Regions from separate parts of the Homo sapiens genome. Here region 2 is linked to region 1. The links are chromatin contacts, found by Hi-C or POLR2A ChIA-PET in ENCODE. All regions are on one chromosome and are shown on one strand. The core of a region is the stretch at or near the end of the contact, and the rest is flanking DNA. Distances in the headings are between cores, read along the strand shown. Region 1 overlaps LAMA2 (laminin subunit alpha 2). Region 2 overlaps ARHGAP18 (Rho GTPase activating protein 18).

The links. Hi-C counts contacts between places; a loop is a spot of excess contacts on that map. ChIA-PET counts read pairs that join two places held with the same protein, here RNA polymerase II (POLR2A). Pooled maps may share reads with other maps.
Region 2: a loop to region 1 is called in a pooled map, with 5 times the contacts of the local background. The contact joins two enhancer-like sites. A Hi-C loop is called at or near these places in 1 of 168 maps with a recorded cell type or tissue (HCT116) and 4 of 50 pooled maps. POLR2A ChIA-PET finds 5 or more read pairs at or near these places in 2 of 52 experiments (HCT116 and MCF 10A).

What each region holds. Positions count from the first base shown.
Region 1 is chr6:129,489,298-129,492,047 of GRCh38, reverse strand. LAMA2 (laminin subunit alpha 2) reads right to left here. Exons shown (of 65, transcript NM_000426.4): 57 at 1-147. Among named protein-coding and RNA genes, the nearest start is that of ARHGAP18, 220 kb to the left of the region's middle. RefSeq lists an enhancer at 277-1,476. Within about 2 kb of position 1,392, at least 21 of the 41 ENCODE cell types and tissues checked have a DNase peak (open chromatin) inside an H3K27ac peak, as active enhancers do; they include HCT116, where a contact is called at or near this core.
Region 2 is chr6:129,644,360-129,647,109 of GRCh38, reverse strand. All of the region lies in intron 1 of ARHGAP18 (Rho GTPase activating protein 18), which reads left to right. Among named protein-coding and RNA genes, the nearest start is that of ARHGAP18, 64 kb to the left of the region's middle. Within about 2 kb of position 1,353, at least 7 of the 41 ENCODE cell types and tissues checked have a DNase peak (open chromatin) inside an H3K27ac peak, as active enhancers do; they include HCT116, where a contact is called at or near this core.

The DNA.
Region 1 (2,750 bases), core at 143-2,642:
CCTTCAAAAGGAGGAATATTTCTGAGTGGGGAAGGTTGAAATTCAGGTGGAGCACCCCCAACGAAAAGCTTTTTAACTTCGATAGGCTGTTCAACTGTCAGGTTTTGCATGTATCTTCTGTTTTCATCCACTTGAACTGTAAAGATGCTGATAAAATATTAAAAATAAACAAGTATAAGTCACATCTGATTCAATACAGTTGGAAATCAAATTCTTTCCTGCCACCCTTCACCCCTCTCAACCATAGCTTTTAAGGGAGCCAAAATTGGATGCTTAGGAATTCTACACTAAGCAAACGCTGTTCTCAGGATCTCGTTCCATGACTCCCTCGTTCACTCTTCCTGAAAGTTTACTGAAACCAGGTCATGGCGCACTGCAACATTAGCCTCTTGTAGAGCTGACAACAGCGCTGTGCAGCCCAACACATGAGCCTGTGAGAACTGAGGCTTCTGCAGTGTGCAGTAATGTCTAACCGTATAAGGGTTGGCAGGTTTAGCAAAGCATGGGGTCTTCCTTGGGTTGTGCTGGCTATTATCTTCTTGCTAGGGAACAAACCATGCTCCTGAGAGCTTAGATTGCAGGAATCAACAGCAAACACTTAAAGCACCTTTTATAAAGAATGTAGCTGATGGCTTTTGAATAGAAGAGGCAGGCAAGGACACCCTGCTAATTGTTCCTTGCAATGATTTTCCTTAGTGGCTGTTTCATTAATTTTCCTAATTTGCTTATGAGAGAGAACTCACACACTGCTAATTGAGAACCTCATGCTACTTATTTACAACAATCCTTGGATCCCTGGGCCAAGAATCAGAAGGAGACAAAGAGTTCTGATGAAAATGACCAAAGGCATTTTCTCTTTTGTTCCGGAAGCAAGTTTTGAGTTTCGGTCTTAACAGTCATCATGGTGCTATTAGTCATAAGCATTAGTCACTAGCCTGGGGATCATGAATGGATTACTGAAAACTTACTTCATATCTGGAGAGAAAACCGGAGTACTTGGATGGAAACCTCAGTCCTAAAGTACCCTCTTACTTGACTTTATAAAGAAGTAAAACCACATGTAGAACTGGAAAAAACAATAAGCCAGGGTAAAGATGCTCTGAATTGGCACTTTACAAGTAAGATAATTCAAAAGTAAGAGAAAGGGACAAAAAATGGATTTCGCTGTGGCTCAAAAACGTCACTGTTAAGGGGGTGAAGAAGGGACCGGTAAAATTTAGTTTCAAAGAGAAAATAGGGGGAAATGACATACTTTTGAGGTTTCTTTCTTTACCAAACTATGGAAAAATGTGTTGGCAAAACCCAGGAGGTTCAGCTTCCTTGCTAAGAGTGTCGGTGGTTTCCTGAGACGAGAATTTCAGAAAACCACTCACTTCCGGGTATGTGTGACTCACTGAGAAGCCCCTCCCCTACACTCTTTTTCCCCTTTAGCTGAAAGCAGCCTCTTCTTAGCAACATGATATCACAGGGCTTCTAAGGTTTTAATGAAGGATATAAGCCTCTGTTAAAGATTGTCCAAGGAGAGTAAATCTCTGTTCTTGATTAGAATTTTAAAAAGCTAGAGGCCTTCCTCTTTCTGGTGTAGCCTCTCTCTGTAGTGTGGTTCTGCCACAAGGACCATCATAGTGACCCTTATTTTTTTTAAACCAATTCACAGGGTGGTGATGGAGAATGAGTGTGGGCTTTCAGGAGGAACATACTGGAATTAAGTACTAGTGTGGAAGCTTACTAGCTGTGTGACCTTGGGCAAGTTATTTAATCATGCTCAGGTCCATTTCATTCATTTATAAGATGGAGATAAAAATACCTACTTCAAACAGCGGAAAATATTAATTAAGGGATTGCCCTGAGGCTGTATTACTTAAAAAGGGCATTGCTAGAAAACTACAGCTAAATCCTGCTCCTATTTTACCTTTTAGGAACATCAAATCTAGATCATTTCTTTAGTTTTTATTGAGAAGGACATTGCCAATATGTCCATTATGATTCTGGTGTGTTTTCCATTTTTAAAAAGTATTTATTTAACAGCTTTTTACTGAGGCCTGCTATGTGCAAAAAGGTACATTAAACTTTGTATTACTTTAGTATTGTAATAGGTCAGCTTTATTTTTTTTTTTTACAGTTTCAGTGGCTGATTCTTAGAGTTTCATAATTACTTGATTACTTATACCCTATTTCTTATTTGTTTGGAATGTGGGTTTAAGATTTTTTTTAAAACCATATCAGTTGGATTGCATACGTGGAAGAAGATATTAAGAGAAATGTGTCCTAATGTTTGTAATTTACATAATAAATAGAATCTAATCTTTTTTCTGTTTGAACATACTTTGGATGTTAAGAAAGAAAATATTTAGGGTTCAGTGTTAAAATCTTTATCTCATTCTGGAAACCCCAAATGACTCCTAAAATATCTCACCCTACTTCCTGACCTTTAGCCTATTTCTGTACCTGTGTGAAGAAAGCTTTCCCAGAAGAAAAACTCAGTTCAGTTGCTTGTCCTATTTGCTTAAGTAACTACTTCAGGCTCTTAGGGTTTGATGTTTTTGTCCAGTAAGAACTGCTGGCCACCAAGGCGGATGCCAGGAGAAGGATCAGAGGACAAAGCAGATATAGGAGGCAGAGGTCACTGGAGTGCCAAGAAATTAGATACCAAAGTGACTAAAGGGAGATTTTTCCAGATGAAGGGGTGGAAGGGAGAGAGAATGAGGGAGGAGGAGTAAAGAGAGGCAGAGGACAAGGGAGAAGGAGCT
Region 2 (2,750 bases), core at 104-2,603, 160 kb before region 1:
TATAAATTAAATATGGATATATTGGAATAAGTCCCAGTTTTTGTGAAAAGATACAGAACTAAACAAAAACAAAGAAATAAGTCCAGTCACTAGGAAAGCAAGTCTGTTTCTCTCAGAGGGCTTTCTGGAGTTTTGCCCATAGAATTGAAACGTGCATTTTCAGACCCATTATGTGTTGTTTTTGAGAATTCTTAAAACAGTGGTTTTCAAAGCGTGGTCTGGGAACACCTGAGGCTCTCCAGACCCTTTCAGGTGTCTAGGAGAGTAAAACTGTTTTCATAATAACGCTAAGATGTTATTTGCCTCTTTCACTCTCACTCTCTCATGAGAATACAGTGGAGTTTCCCAGAGACGACATGAACTGTAATATTGTAAAAGATTGAACGCAGAAGCAGATGTAAGAATCCAGATGTCTTCTATTAAGCTTGACATTAAAGGCAGTTTCAAAAATATAAAACAGTGCTACTCATCTCACTATTTTTATTTGAAAAATGGCCTTTTTAATGTTATCTATGTGAAGATGTTTATTCTTAAGTGAATAGCATTTAAAATATTTTGTTTCTGCGTTTAATATTATAAATATCAGTAGATATCGCCTACATAAGCCAAAGCTCTTTGAGGGTCTTAGAACAATCTTAAGTGTGTAAAGGAGTCCTGAGACCACAAAGCTTGAGAATATTCTAGAGGATATGTGATTCCTCTAGACCTTATTAAACAGTGGGAGGGGCAGTTAGTACAGCACAAATTTACCTAGGGGACCTTTTTCATGGTTACCTATGAGGCACTTCAGTAAGAATTTTCACAACAAACAAAGCAAGCAAGGCCATTGTTATTCTTCCCATTTTTTAGATAGGAAAAGTGAGGAGTAGAGAAAGTGAGTGATTTACCAAAGATTGCAGTTAAGTAGAGCTGGAATCATTTGGTACTTAGACTCCCAGTTCCATATGTTTCCATTTCATTTTGCTGACTGAGCTGACTGCATTGATAGCAGAATAAATCATCAATCTTCTAGCTGACCTCAGTATAATCAATGGCAACCCCCACCTCTTTGTAAAGAAAAAATGTCAGACCAGTTTAATATTTGCTATGACAAAATAAATAACAGGCATTATTACTCATACCCTGAATGATATCAGTGCCTTTGAAATTCACTGACCAGGTGGAAAATGTATCACGGGAAAATGGGATAGCATATACCTTGGGAAAATACAACAAAACAAAGCCCTCATTTTTGTAAACAGAGCATGGAGGACATGCTAGCAAGATGGAAAAGAAGATTCCAGGAAGGCCCATCAGGATCTGTAAAGTGAATATTTGCTTGTGATGTGAGTGTTCATGGTAAAAAAAGGCAAAATGATTATACTCTGGTGTATTGGAAAGAGCGTGACTTGTACAGCAAGCTAGGAAGCGATTCTTTATAGAGCAACTCTGGCAACTTCCTTTAGAGGACAGCGTCTAGTTCTGTCATTATACTTGTAAAAGGTGAGAAATGCGGGAGCTTCTGAAGCATATCCATGGCACGATTAGCACACAGAATTCTGGAGGGAGAGGGAGGAGGAAGGAACTTGGAATAATTGCTTGCTAGAAAGTCAGGGAGGGGTCACTGGTAGTTGCCTGTGGTATAAACTGTGTGTTTCTTTGATTTCAACACCATGTGTCAACTTGGATCTTTTGGAAATATAAAATATTTCTGCTCTGTACTTCATTACATCTAGCAGATGTTGCTTTATGTTTTTGAACCCCATTTGCAGAATGAACATGATATCATATAACATACTCCTAAAAACAGAAAAGAGGAAACTAGTTAACTGGCCTCTTAGCAGAACAGTTTTAGGAAGGTCCAGACTTTTAGTCACTGCCTGTCTGAAGTACAAAAGTAGAATATATTCTACAAAGAAAAGAAGTAACACAACATGTTCATTGATGTAAACTGAAGGAATGTTCACTTACATTTTTAGACAAATTAAAAAATACGTGGCAGGTTGACCAAGGAGGGTAGTCTATTACTGAATGGCTGTCTCCTTCCCACTCCTCATCCCCTCTTATTTAAAAATGAAAATGTGTTCTTGCAGTATTTACCAGTGATCAAAAAAAAATACAGACAAAAGAAAAAGAAAATTCCTCTTTTCCATGACTCAGTATTTTTAGGTTATCACAAACCTATTCAGCTTCTGAATCTTATTAAAGTCAAAATATTGAGTCAATTCATCAGCACTAAGCTATTCAATTTTTGCTTTATGCATGTTTTGAAAGCAAGGCTTGATATAGATGGTGTATTTATGTAACAATGGTGTTACTCAATGACCTTGCATTTTTCTGCACATGCTATCTTAATGGAAATTTACTGGAAAATTCTTGCCAGAATAAACACATTCCTTCAGGAGTGAAAGGCTTAATGTACTTCTAGTTCAACTGCACCTTTTTCCCTTGAGCAGATAAACCCAATTATTTGGCGTTAGTCATTATACTTCACACAGTTTACAGTACTTATTGTGGTCTCACAGGGGGGTAAGAGTTAAAGGAGACAGAAGTAAGGTGGTCAATTTCACACTATGAGAGAGAAAACAAAAGGATAAGGCATCTGTCTATTTGACATGCAATACGAAAAATGAAGCTGGCAGTCATCTGTAAATTAACATTAGCTATCCTGGTAAGGCAGAAGTAAGGAATATGAACAATACAGATAAGTTGAGCTGCTGAACCAGAAATTTAAAAATATATATTTTTTATTTTTAAGAGAGGGATGACTT